Regions from separate parts of the Homo sapiens genome. Here region 2 is linked to region 1. Evidence: chromatin contacts called from ENCODE Hi-C data. All regions are on one chromosome and are shown on one strand. The core of a region is the stretch at or near the end of the contact, and the rest is flanking DNA. Distances in the headings are between cores, read along the strand shown.

Region 1 (6,705 bases), core at 1,430-3,929:
GGGTTCATGTGAGCATCTCAGAAGCTGATGGTCTTGTCCAAGCCCTGGCACATAGCTGAAGCTTGGGAGAGGCAGGTGGAAGAGGGGATGGCCATCACCAGCCAGGAGCCCACCAGAGAATGGGGGGCTGTAGCAGACTGACCTCGACCACCCTGGCCCAGTGCCACACCCCAGTGTCCTGGCCACTGCCTGTGTGGCCTTGGGTGAGAGCCTTCCAATCACCGGGCCTCAGTTTCCCAATGTATCAAATAAAAATAATAGCCTCAGACTCTCAATAGGAGATAGGGGATGATGTCGCAGGGTTCCTGAGAGTTCCCACCAACCCTGTGTACCAGATATGGTGGGGGTGGGGCGGGGGCGAAGAGAGCCAGAGCCAGAGCCATTCCTCTGGGGCCCAGATGCAGTGGGTGAGCCCCGGCCATGCCACTTGGAAGTTAAGCCTGGGAGCCTTGGGAGTCAACCGCTTGCCCCCCACCCGGCACTCCCCAAGGCTGATCCAGAGAGGCTGAGGGTGTCCAAGGTCACACAACAGCCAGCTGATGTCCACCACCTAAGGGGAGGGGGCCTTTATCTCCCCAGATAAGAGGGCCTGAGTGGGCTGGGAAGGCCTCGTGGCCTCAGATATGGGTGGAACCTGGGGGTGGGGAGTGGAGGGCCAGAGCCTGGCTGACCCATAACCATAAGGCAACCGCTTCTCCTGGTACCTCCTCGGCCTGCGTCAGCGAGGGGCTGTGGATGCTTCTGAGTTCATTGCCTGCCACCCAGCCTTGGAACCCAGGCCTCAGGCACAAGGGAGGTCTGTAATAATGACCCGGTGAGAATGACAGCTGTGTGGGGAGCTGTGCCCACGTGCCAAGCACTCTTCTTGCCTTCATTCATCTGGTCCTCCAAACAGCCCTAGGAAGAGGGCAGGGCCTGGGAGTGAGCTTCAGAGAGGCTGCATAAGCCGCCCAAGGTCACACAGCCAGGGGTAAAGAAGAAGGGTCTTCAGCTCCACGGCTATGCTTTCTGCCATCATGCAGCAAACATGCCAAGCCCACTCTGTGTCAGGCCCAGGGCTGGGGCTGTGGATCTCTGGCCCAGCTGGGATTTGGGGAAAGGTACCCCAAAGGCATCACTATTTGCCTGGGAGAGGGAGCTGGGAGTGTGTAGGGCCTTTCCGTGCTTGGCTCTTTGTTGGCCAAAAGGGAGGGACAAATATGGACCTGCAGAACCCCGGAGGAATGAGGGATGCCTCTGCCTGGAGACTCGGGAGGGCATTCTAGCCAAAGAGACTTTGAGCGAGGCTGTGGAGGTGGAGCGCGCATTCCTGGTAGAGGGATGGCCCAGGCAAAGGCCGGTAGGCCTGAAAGGGCATGAAGTACCCCAGGATAGGGAGTGAACAGCCTGAGGGATTCCGTGGTAAGAGAGGAGGTTGAGGCCAGACCACAAGGATCTTGAATACCAAGCGGAGGACCTGACCTTTTCCTGAGTTCAAAGTGGAGTCAGAGGAAAAGGTGAGGGTGGGGGCAGTGGCCTTGCATCTGTTCTGTTGAGGCCTAGGCCAGGTGGTCTCCAGCCAGTGGGCGTGGGGTGGGTTCCTTTGGACTCTCAGAAGGGCCCCAGGTGGGTGACGCCACAGCCCAGTCTGTCTTGGCATCTGAGAACAAGGCCATCTGCTGGCTGCCTCATTCCTGCAAACTCAGGGTCAGAGGACCTCTGATGAGCCCAGCACCCCACAGCTCCAAAGAACTCCACGGTCTCTGAAACCAGGCTGCAAGGGCGAAAGGGGAAAGGCTGGCAGAGACATCCTGGGCAGGGCCCCTCCCACTACCTCATTTTCCAGCTCTGACAAGTGCTTACCCTGTGGGGGACAGGCAGCTCACAGCTCGGAAGTCGCCTGGCTGCCCTAAGGAGGCCCATCCCAGTATGGCCCTGCCCGGCGGGGCTTAGCTCGCCCTTCTCTATACTTTGGTGTTGCCCGTATCACCGGAGGGTGCTGGGGACGCAGGTTTGTTAAACCCTTTCCCTCTTCCTTCCACCAGACAGTAATACTTGGATCCTCACTTGTGATTTTCCCAACAACCCCTGGGGGGCCCCCTTCTGCCGGCACCTACTTGATGGGTAAGAGAATGGAGGCTTAGAAAGGGACGCATCCCGGAGCCCCACGGACCAGTCTCAACCACCAAAGGGCAGGGAGCCTGGAACCCTGCGGGCCACAGGCTGCGCAGCTCACTTGAGGGGACACATGTAGATTCTGAAACCTTACAGCCCGGGTTCAAATCCTTGCTCTGCAGCTGACTAGCACCTCACCTCAAGCAAGTCAGTGTCCATGTCTCATTCCCTGCCTGGAACCGCCTTGTGCCTCAGTTTCCACATCTAAAATGGTGATGCTAATAGCACCTTCCTCGGGGTAGGTGTGCGACTTAGGTGAGATAACTCATACCAAGTCCTTACAGCCGTGCCTGGCAAATGCCCCCTCGGCAGATGGAGAAAATGAGGCTGAAAGAGAAGAGGGGCCCCCCGGCAGGGATTCGCCCCCCGCCACGGGCCCCACGGCCGGGCGGTTCCTGCAGCTGCCTCTCCCTCTCCGACGTGTTTGGGAAATCCTCGGGCTGGGGGCCCGAGCGCGAGCAGCCGCGGCGGACCTGCAGGCGGCGGCGCTCGGCCCGCCCTCGCCTCCCGACCAATTTTGGGCAAAGCAGGGGCGGCGGCGCGCTACGTGCCGGCCATGAGTCAGCGCGCAGGAATGCGCAGGACGCTTTGTTCCCTGCGCGGCGGACGAACGTGCTGGGACCGGGGCGCGGCGGGGCCTGACACGACCGCACGGGCAGTACGGCCACGTGCGCCCCCAACCCCACCTCCGAACCGCAGGGCCACCCGCGCCTCGCCTTCCCCTGGGGCCCGGACCCCTGCGGGGGCCCTGAAAGCCCAGCCCGGACTCCAGCAGTCCCCGGGGAGCTCCGGCACCCTCCCTAAGCCTCGGGCCGGGGGGGTCTGGTCTGAGTGGTCCTGGCCGCCCAAGCCCCTGGGTGGCTCGCAAAGAATCAGCAACTGCGGGGAGGGCTGCCCAGGAGGAGGGGGGGAGCTGCCCCAGAAAGACTGGTGGGAGGCACGGAGACCTCGAGCGGCCACAGCAAGACCTGACGCTGCCCTGGGGAGGCCGTGTGGGGCCCGTCACCCCTTCTCCACATGGAGGCTGGTGTGGGAAGGAAGCGGGGGCTGGGTCCCCCAAGTCCTGCCTCCAGCTTGCGGGGTGTTTCCCTGAAGCCACTCCCCTCTCTGGGCCTGGGCCTGTCCAGTGGGAAATGGGATGACCCTGGCAGTCTTGCTCTTCCCCAGAGTCCTGGGCTGTGTAACGAGGTCTCCAGCCCAAAAGTGCTTTGGAAAGGAGTGTAACCACCTTGAGAAGTCTTGGCAAACTCCAGATGGCCACGCAGAGGGCCTTTTGCGGGTGCCAGGCTATGTCTGGATCTGACCGGTAACGCTGAGTGCTGGGCATTGCTGCTGTGGAAATGCAGGTGCAGAGGGGGTGACGTCATCTGCCCCCAGCCACGGGAGGACTGGCAGGGCAGTTAGAGCCCCAGGGCAGTTTGACTGGGCACCCCTTCTCCTGGATGGGTGAAGACCCTTCTCCTGGGGAATGGCGGGGTGGCTCCCACAGCTGCTGGACGCTGCCGACCGTCAGCCCTGGCAGAGGGAGTGGGGAGTCTTGAGGCTCCACTGCGGGCTGCTCTGAGAGGGTGCGGAAGCTGCTGGAGTCGGGGTCCCTCCTGCCCTGTGTGGCCTTGGGCACCACTTGCCTTTTGGGTACTCCTGTGACTGCTCTATCTTCACAGGAGGAATTCCATTTTAGCTTCCCCATCCCTGGTGGGGGGCAGCGACTAAATGGCCAAGTCTGAGCTTAGGACGGGAGGTTCCTCGGAATGGGATTTTTTTTTTTTTTTTTTTTTTTTTTTAGAGACTGGGTCTCGCTCTGTCACCCAGGCTGCTGAAGTGCAGTGGTGCTATCATGAATCACGCAGCCTCTAACTCTTGGGCTCAAGCGATTGGATGGAATTTTTTAATGCTGTCTTCCTTCCCCCTCATCTGCAAGATCCCTAACACCAGGGCATAGCAGCCCACAGTTCTGCCCAGCAAACAGGGCTGGAGCATGGGGGTCCCAGCTGGCCTGGGGGCCCTTTGCAGGAAGCCACCTTTGTCACCCTTGGCCTCAGGGACTCCGCAATTGAGCAGGTCCTCACTGGGGTCCTTGCCAGCCCCTGGGACTCAGTGTATTCTGGAACTCTCTGGCTTCTGTCCCTCTTAGGCCACATGTTCTATATGGGGGACATGGATGTCCTCTAAAGAGGATGACCTGTCTTTACACCAGGTCCTATCTTTCATGGCCTTGTTCATACCTTCATGTCTGTCCTCTCTTGGTACCCTGACCTGGTCTCCACCCAGCCTCAGCTGGCCCCCTGTGACTGGCACTGGTAGAAGAGGCTGAAGCCCCCCCGCCCCTCCCTCCCCGTAACCATTGGCTCTGCCTGACTCCTCCCTGTGTGGTGGTCTTACCCATAGATAGCATGGCTGCACCTTGGGCAAGGTTGATGCTGTAGGGGATGGGGAGGCTGCTCTCCTGTCTGGGGCCAGAGGTCCCTGCATTTGGGAGAGTGTCTTTCATTCTGCCAGCAATACCGAGGCCTCATTTGCAAACCTCTCTGCCAGGGTGTGAAATGTGCATGGAGGCAGAGACCACACAGCACAGTGGTTAGCTGCTGGGCTCTGAAGTCAGCCAGCTCTGGGACAACACTTCTCTGCACCTCAGATTCTGCATCCATAATTGGGGGGCCAGCTCCCCTTTGTGAGCATCCAGGGAGTCAGTAGATGCAAACATCTTAGAACACAGTGATGAGTCAGCGTGAGTCCCCGCAAGCCTGCACCTGGAGTGTTATAGTGACTTCCACATCATCTTTACCATCTCTCTTGACTGGAGTCAGTGACACCAGTCCTCCTCCTGTAAATCTCTGTGGTCATAGATTCTTCTGATTTCCCAGCAAGGAAGACTGCTCGGTGTGGCCCCTAACATCTCGCACTGTAGCCTAGAGAGCGGCAGAGCCCTGCCACATAGCATGGCTGGGGAGGTAGAACCTGGCCTCTGCCCCCGGTACAGAATGGTCTCTGAGCCCTTTTGACCTCCAAGTCTCAGAGACTCTGAGGACACAGGGTGACAGGAGAGACTGGAGCAAGCAAGTATCTGCACGTGCCCCACCCCCTGCAACTACACAATTCCTGGCACTCACGGGCCCCGCCTTGGCCTGGCACGCCTGCTTGGGTTTCTGCCCGTGTGGTTTCCCCTTGGCCTTTCTATCACGTCCGCTGGCAGAGCATCCCCAGCTGTCTGCATTCCTGTGCCATGAGGACGGCCACCTTGGGGCCAGGCCTGGCTAGGACGCCCCCTGAGAGTGGAAGCGTGTGTGCTGGCCAGGATGTGCAGGGACATAGCTTCAGGCACCTGCTTCTCCATGCTTGTGCATGGCTGTGCCCGTGTGTCCGTGTGTGCATAGGTCTGTGCATGCATTGGCAGGTATGCACAGAGTGGACACAGACAGCTGTGTGGATACACATGAGTGCCATGCAGTGGAGGCCTATGTGGGAGGAAACATACAAGCTCCTGGGGGCCCCACGGGCCTGTGAGTGGGGACCTGCACTCATGCATGATGGTGAGGCACGCATGTTTCCCATACCTGAGGGCCCTTGCATATGTGAGGGTCATGTACCCAGGTGTGGCCCTTCTCAGGTCAAGCTCACAGCCACAGGAGGAAGTTGGAGGAATTGAAAGAAGGGGGTCAGGATGAAATCAAACGCAGAGAACCCATTTGCCCAGCAGAGCTGGAAGCTTCCCACATATTCCCCTATTTACTCTCATACCAATCCCTGGAGGGATAAATGCGGGAGAAATGGCCCTCTCTGAGCCTCTCTGTTTGAAGTTAGGGTTAGGGTTATGGCTATTTGAGGCTCAAAGAGGGACCAGTCACTTGCCCAAGGTCACACAGCCTGTAAGTGGTGGAGCCCCTGCCAACTGTGTGTCTACCTGACTCTAGAAGCTGTCAGTCAGGGAAGGGAGGCAGAGGAGCTGCTGCCAGGGCCTGAGAACAGCAGAGACCTGTCCACTGTGTAGCCCAGGGCCCAGCAGGTCCTTTGGAAGATGAGAGCCTCTGAGTGGCCTACCCAGGCTACGTGCACCCTGGACCCCAGCTGCTACAGCTGGTTACTATTCTAATAAACATGTGTAGCCGTTGCTCTGTGCCAGGCCCTGGTGTAAGTGCTTTGCACACAACAATGCATCTAATTCTCTCTAATGCCCTAGGAGGCCAGTGCTATTATTATTCATTATTATTATACTATGTATAAGATTTATATTATGTGATATGTAATAATAATTATTAATAGACTATTATTATTCTTATTTTTAGAGATGAGAAACTGAGGCACATTAGGTAAAGTAACCTAACTGAAGTCCCACTGCTAATACCTGGCACAGCTGGGATTCCAGCCCATGCAGCTTGGCTCCAGGGTCCGAGGGCAGCCCCCAACACATGCCACTCTGACTGGCATCTCCTTGTGCGTGAGACAGAACCCGACCTCACCCTCTTTCTGCTGGGTGGTCTCTACATTCAGGCCCAAGGAAGTTGAGGGCTGGGTGCACCAGCCTCTTACCTCACAGACGGGGAAACTGAGGAA
Region 2 (7,365 bases), core at 1,458-3,957, 42 kb after region 1:
CTGCAGACAAATAAGAATGGCATCACTCCCCGCCCAGCCCTTCCAGCCAGCGCTGGGGTGGAACCCCAGGTGTTGACAGCTGTAGAGAAATGCCGGGGAAGAGCCAGGGTGGGAAACCGGAACACCATGATGGGGGTCCCTGGGGATATAGTCCTGCTTGCCTGGTCTGCTGGCCTCTTCCCTCCTCCACCCAAGGCAGCCCTTTGGAGGCCTACGCCACAGGCTGCCCTTTATCAGGGGAGCAAGTGACCAACTTCCCTGCCTGTTCTGAGGCTGCAAGACGGTCCACTGCTGGTGGGTCTGGCAGGGCTGACTTATGGAGTAATTTCTCCCAGTGTCTGGAAGCAGCTTTCTGCCCATGCCTGGGGTCAGGGCAGGACAGAGGCTATGGGGAGGGGTATGGCGAGACCAGGGTCTTCATGGATGGATCTTTTCATTCTTATGCTGTGGCTCTAAGACTCATGGACTCAAAGGAAAAGAAAAAGATCCTTAAACAACCCCTTGATCAGGAGGGTCTTACAATCTTCACTGAATACAGAAGGAAGCAGAAACAGAGAGGTTGAGTGTCTTGCCCAAAGTCACAAGGCAGCTCAAAAGTGGTGACGCAAGGACTGGACCCCAGATCTGACTTGTGTGCCCTGAAGAGCAGCACAGTATGATCTAGTGTGATGTCCTCTCCTGCCCCCGGCAACTTCTCCTGCAATCCCCATGGCTGGTGATACTGAGCTGCCTGTGAACCATCAGCACATGATATCTTGGGTTGTAGCAGACCCACAGCTTCTGCTAAGCACAAAGGAACTCGGCACAGAGCCCCCAAAGGACGTGACACGTTCCTCTGCTCAAGATGTCAAAGAGGGGTTGTGGTGGAAATTGCATGGCATTTCAGGCAAGGTGATGGAGGAGGTTGTTGTTCCCGGACTCTGAATATAACAAAAGATGGAAAGAAGCTGCTCTGCCATGCAGTGGGCTCCCCGTCACTAGCACTGTCCACCTAGAGACCAGATGAATAGGCTATGAGGTCTTCTAGTAGTAGGTAGTAGGTAGAATAGCATTATTCTACTACTCCTAGCTAGTGGGAGGGAATTCATGACGTCTACGTGCTCAGGACACGTCCAGCACACCGACAGAGCGGCTTTGGGTGGATTAGCTTGTGTATGAGTGTCATAACATTGTAAAGTGGATATATTTAGTTCACTTGGATATATTTAGTTTAGCATATTTGTTCCAGTAAATATAAGTGGCTATATTTACTCCTAAGACCAAGTGGAGGCTCAGGGCACTAGAGGGGGATGGGCTGGCAACATGATCAAGCAAAGCAGGGGAGGCGTAGGAGGGGACGCGGTGGGGACTGTGGTGACCTGGGAGGCAGGGCATATCCCTCTCTGAAGGGGCAGTGGCTATTCCTGTCCTGCCAAATGTCACATGAAGTTGTTACATCTTCCAGTTTTTTCAATGAAACCACAGATTCAGATTTTTAAAAAAAAACTAAAAATATTAGCAAACTCTTACACTGGGTGCCAAGCACGATTTTAAATGCTTTACATGCATTACCTCATTAAATCACATGACAGCCCTATGTGATGGGGCTGTCATGATTCCCATTTACACAGGAGAAAACAGTCCCAGAGAGGTTAAATAACCTGCCCAAGGTCACACAGCCAGTTAATGGAGTCAGAATTTGAACTCAGGTCACCTGGCTACAAGGTTCATGTGCTTAACTGCTGTGCAATTCTGTTTTTTAAAAAACACTGTGTAAGTCAAATAAAATACAAGAGGCGGATCCAGCCTGGAGCTAAACTTCTGGCTCAAAGTAATTTCCCCAAGGTCATATAGCTAGTCAATAGGGGCATGTCTGACCTTCAAGCCCGTGACTTTTCACTCCACCAAGCTGCATTATTTTCTGAAATGAAGGGATGAACTCAATGGCCTCCAAGTTACCTTCTTAATCTGAGATTCTATGTATTAAGCTATTCTGCATTTATATTATGACTTTTCCACCTATTATTCATATTTAATTAGAAAACTCTTGCATCTCTTCCAAGTCTGGATATTTTAAAGGTTTGCTGCATTTCTGATTTTATTATGATCTGGTTGCCAAATATGCTTTCCTCCCAGGGGGCACACTTCTTGGGTGTAGTCAGTCATGCAAAGCAAGAGGAAGATGTGACGAGCAATGCACACACTGTTGCTCTGAGACCCACTTTGGCGGGCAGCCTGTGTCCGTGAAGTGAGGCTCAGGGCCAGTTCCCAGAGGTCTGGTACCCTGGGAGGTCCAGCCATGGTGAGCTGGCTGGCTTGTCCGCAGTGACACGCTGCTCTTCGAGTGAAACTCACAGAAGAATGGATGTCTGTGGAAAGAGAGGAAAGTGCCAGGTGGTACAGCCTGCTGAGCTGTGTCTCTCTTAAAAATATTCAGTGGCCAAGAGGTAGTAGACACATCCCCTGGTGGAAAGTAAACTGGGGAGGCCATGTGGGTCATGGGGAAAGTTCACACTGGTTTCTGGGTACACCCCAGATTCTCCTTTTGTTGGGGTTCTGCAGAAACTACATCATGTCATAACGCTCAGGCTGGGGGCCATTAGGTGCACCCTCAGGGACAGGCCACTGTGCCAGGAATTCCACGGCACGCAGGCACAGAGCCCACCAGCACAGTCTCTGTTCTAAACAGCGACGTGAGCTGCAAGCATGTGAATTTACTCAACAGTATTTCCTAAGGTCTGGTCTGAGCCTGGCGCTGGGCCAGGGCCAGAAATATAAAGCTAAATAAAACCCTGACCTTGGTCTCAAGTGTGACTAACAGGCACTTAAAAGATCGTAAAGCAAAGAGATGGAAACAGTAATACAGACAATGAGCAAAGTGCTACGGATGATGAGAGGAGGAACCAGTGGGGGTGGGTGTCAGGTGGCTTCTGCAGAAGAAACACCTTTGTCTGAGACTTTTTGGGTGCACAGGGTCAGACCTGAGACTCCTGTTTTATGAGTCTCCGCCTGAGTGCAGTGTGGAGGATGGTGTGGGTGGGGAGGTCTGGAGGCCAGGAGAGGCTATTGTGACTGTAGAGAGCCCAGCTGGACAGAGGCGAGGGCAAGAGGAAAGAGGACCTAGATATGAGACAGTTCAGCAGTGGCCCGACAGAAATAAGAGGGGAGAGTGGGTCAAGGATGCCTTCTTATACACCTTCCAGAAGGATTCTTGCTGATGAGGCAAGCTCTTGTCATTTTGCAGGCTTGCTACCTACAGTGGCATTTTCACCATTTCCTGGGTTTTACTATTGTGATTTTTTTAATACTAGGAAAACATCAGCTCCCAGTGGCAGCAGCTGGGAAGATGGCAGCAGCTCAGGGGTCTAATGCCCAGCACAGCTCTAAGAATAGCAAACGCCTTTATTCTACAGAATTGGATATGATAGGTGGAGGTCCTGTGGAGTGACTTCTGGGTGACGAAGAGCAGAGGCCTAAGAGCCAGCAAGCAGGCACCAAGCCTGGGCTGAAGCCAGCTTGGGTCTGTCAAACACAGCCGATACCCCATTTCTGACCAGATAGTGGGGTTAGGGAGGCAGGCAGGAATGGGTTGAAATGAAATGAAACTGTCAGAGGAGTGGATGCCTTCACTGCGAACATTAGGTGGAGTTGCTCCAGCCATGAGCAGCCCTGGCCTGCAGGGTTCTAGAACAGTGACTTCCAATCTGTGCTCCGGATTCATGGGGCATGGGGGTGGGGAAGCCGAGCAGTGGGGCCCTGGGTCCTCCTCCCCCACCCACAGCAGCTCTGGATTGCGTTGGTTTTCAGAGTGAGTATGTATGTAAACTGAACTTTGTAAAAAGGAGTTATGTGAATGTAAAAACAATTTGAAAATTACTGTTAGAGAACATTCATGCTTGGAAGTTCCTTAAAACCTCTGATGCAGAGAAGCCTGCTGCATCCTTGGATTAGGCCATTTTCAGGTGGATCCCGTCCACACCCTCCCACAGGTGCATATTCCTCCGGCACCAGGGGACTCACAGTTTCCCAGCAGCTCCTGCGACTTCTGGGCAGCTCTCTCACTATTAAGCTGAAGTTGTCAACCTGTGCTCACACCCATGCTCTGAGCTCTGGGCAGTCCAGCTCCTCCTTCACACAAGTCTCCAAAAGCCATGATGCTGCTCGAGACTTCTTTCCTCCAGTCTCAGCATTTCCATGTCCTCAAACAATTCCACATGTGAGAAATTCTCCCCAAACTGTCCATCTTCTCCCAGAATGGCCCAGAGCACAGAAGCCCTCAGGTGGGGCTGGACCTAGCCCAGGCCGATGCAGGACCATGGTCTCCTCTTTCCACTATTCCAGCCTCACTCCCTTATGTCCCAGACCCAGAATGGGGAAGTCACTAACTAGACCCTGAAGAGGCGGGAGCCTGTCTGGTGCTCCACACCACACAAATGGCCAGAGCTGGGAGGGCTGAGGCCTCCCCAGACCACCTGACCTCACAGTGACCAGGCCCTCGCTATGTGCCACACGCTTTCCGTAGGATATCTCCTTTCTTCTTGGTTAACATTTATGAACACTTCTTCTTCTCATTATTATTTTTGCTAAAAACCGCTAAAAAAAGTCAACCAGGGTCATAGGTGAAACCTTTCATCACATAAAAATAAACAGCTACAATTTGTTAAGTGCTGACTCTGTAGTAGGCACTTTTTACAGAAATTATATCGTAGAAACCTTGGTACAATTCTATGATGACAGTGCTGAGTACGAATAGCAGGTATTGAGGCAGAAAGGCCAGTTGGAGACTGGCTTAGAAAAGCCTCAGTGCCCGGCTCTAAAATTCAGCCAGCGTCTTACAGGTGGTGAAGGAGAGGAAAGGAAAGGTGTACTGTCAGAGGTGGGACCTGCGGAGCTGCAGCTGGAAGCCCCCCATTGGGGCTGTGCGGGGCAGCAGCCAGAGAGGACACTGACCAAGGCTCTCTCTAGTAGCAGCTGACACTATGCGTACACCAGGTGCCTGGCCAACGCTGGGCTACTACAACCTGAGACCTCGGTGTTCCTGGCTGCACAGAAACACACATATGCTGAGGTACACATTAGGTAAGAAAAGGCTGTGAACAGTTTTAAATCCTGCAATGAGCTCAAGGTGTCAGCACCATGAAGGCCGTGAAACAGTTTTTGATCTATCTGAATGGGGCAAGGTAGCCAGGGCTCATGAAGGCAGTTGGTTGGCATCTCTTGCAGCTGTCCTTACAGATTAAACCTGAAGAACACTGGGTTGGGGCGTGGGGGAGGATACATGCTCAGACCCCAGAGTTACTCCAATCTGGAAAGGAGACGGATAGAGAAGGCATTCTAATTTCTGCATGACAACAGGCACCTTCTTACCCCATACCCCAAGCAGATCTGTTCCCCACCAGTTAAGATTACAGGAGAAACAGGGACCAAGGAAAACCTGTCTTTGGACACCTCAGGTCATATCTGTGACCACTGTCTCAGCCTCCTGGGAGGTAGCTCAGCCAAAAGGCAGAACCAGGCATGGAGGAAGATCCGGGCTCCCTTTAAGAAAGAGTTTTCTGACCCCAGGGCTACAAACTTGGAAAAAAGCAAGCCTGAATGGTAGTGAGCTCCCCAACAGGTCTAGTATTCAAGCCCAGATTAAATGACAATGTAAGTCTGGGGCAAAATAGATTCTAATGGTAGGAGCTGGGCTGGACTCCAGGTCCAGCGGGTTTAGCTGGACTCTAAATGGACACTGCAACCACACTGGTGCTCCAGACATAAACAGCCAGTAGGTGAGTGGGTGGGAAAACAGGAAGGAAGGGAGGGTGTGGTCACGGCTCAGAGGACTGAGGTGGCCTGTCTGATTAGGACGCTGCGAGTGCAGTGGTTAGGCATGGGGTGTTGATGCATCAGACTGCCGAGTTCAAATCCTGCCTCCTCCGACCAGCTGTGTGATCCTGAGCAAGCACCCGCCCATGGAGGGTGTGCTGATGCTGCCCAGAGGAGACCAGCTATGGCTGTGGCTGTGGGATGGTTTTACTATTACACCTCCCAGCTGTTATTCTCAGACTGAGCCACCTCTTCCAATGAAAGCCCTATTTCTCTAATCCACTCTATGGAAATGTGACTTTCCCAACTCAAAGTGGGTTTTCCTTGCAGCGAGCTATTTAGGGATGCCTGTTGTGAGTCCTTTTGTGGAAGGAAGAATCCCTTTGTGAGCCCCATGGCTGCCCTCCAGTGACTGGTGAGTCTGTGTGTTGTGGCCGTGACAGGCTGTCCACATCGCCTCCCTCCTGAATCCCCACAGCAGATCTGCAGGCCTCTCAGCAGATCACCCTGCCTGGAATGCTCTCCTTCCCTCTTTCTGATGAAGCTCCAGTTCTCCCCTGAGCTCAGATCCAACCCCAGCTTCTCAGAAGCTTCCCCTGACCCTGAGATGGGTCATGCTCTCCAGGTCCACCTTTTCTATGGGCAGTAGAAAACAGAGCTGGGCTTACCAGACAGAACTCCTGAGGCGGAAACCAGCCTCTGTCCCTTATTAGCTGTGTGACCTTGGGCAGGTTACTTAACCTCTCTGTGCCTCAGTTTCTTCATCTGTAAAATAGGGATAATGTCCTATTTCTTGACCTGTGGGTAACTGGGCACAATTCCATAGGTATGTTCACTCTGTAATAACTCATGGTTGTATACTTATGACTTGGATTGTTTTTTGTATGTATGATCTGTTTCAATTAGAAAATTACTACAAAATAATAGCATATGCTCCAAGAGGTGTTGCACATTTTACTTAGTTAATATAGGTTATGTGCTTGGAAGAGTGCCTAGCACCGAGTGGGGCTCAATCAGTATTTGCTGTATCTGGCACTCTGCCTTGATAGCACTCATTACAGTCAGATTCATTCTTCAATAGTGGAAGGAAAACCAAGTGCCCCAGATTTCAATAGGTTCAGAAGCCTGGAGATGTCTCCCTCACCCACCTCAAAAGCGAAGCTAATGGTTTCGTGCTAAGAGGCTGGCTCAACTGTCTAGCCCTGGCAATATTGGGACCAGTTGATGGAGTAAGAAGTCACGATGGAGTCTCTCTACCATCTCCTCCTTCTCTCCAGCCATGGCCAGGTTTGCGGAGGAATCCATAACATGCTGATGGGGATACAGAAGCCCTTGGAAGCTCTCCAAGATCACAGCCAAGGGGACCATGAACTTCCCAGGACCCCCCCGCTGGAGGATGATGGAAATGACCACACTCATGCCAGGATGGGGTCCGAGGCGCAGGAAGCTCCTCACAGAGAAGATTCCTTTGTGCCCATCTCTCCTGATGAGAGTCTTGTCCCCAGGAAGGTCAATATTCCGATGAAGTAGAAGAGGAGCAGCATGAGGAAGAGGAAGATGATGAAGGTGACGAGG

What was found. A loop is a pair of places that touch in the nucleus more often than their neighbours do. Pooled maps may share reads with other maps.
Region 2: a loop to region 1 is called in a map of gastrocnemius medialis, with 5 times the contacts of the local background. The contact joins two enhancer-like sites. A Hi-C loop is called at or near these places in 2 of 168 maps with a recorded cell type or tissue (cardiac septum and gastrocnemius medialis) and 4 of 50 pooled maps.

What each region holds. Positions count from the first base shown.
Region 1 is chr1:41,493,677-41,500,381 of GRCh38, forward strand. No RefSeq gene overlaps it. Among named protein-coding and RNA genes, the nearest start is that of EDN2, 12 kb to the left of the region's middle. RefSeq lists enhancers at 355-885, 2,479-3,027 and silencers at 2,551-2,740, 2,881-2,930. Within about 2 kb of position 2,680, at least 28 of the 41 ENCODE cell types and tissues checked have a DNase peak (open chromatin) inside an H3K27ac peak, as active enhancers do; they include gastrocnemius medialis, where a contact is called at or near this core.
Region 2 is chr1:41,535,229-41,542,593 of GRCh38, forward strand. All of the region lies in intron 5 of HIVEP3 (HIVEP zinc finger 3), which reads right to left. It also overlaps the pseudogene LOC100418723. Among named protein-coding and RNA genes, the nearest start is that of EDN2, 54 kb to the left of the region's middle. RefSeq lists a silencer at 5,732-5,946. Within about 2 kb of position 2,708, at least 7 of the 41 ENCODE cell types and tissues checked have a DNase peak (open chromatin) inside an H3K27ac peak, as active enhancers do; they include gastrocnemius medialis, where a contact is called at or near this core.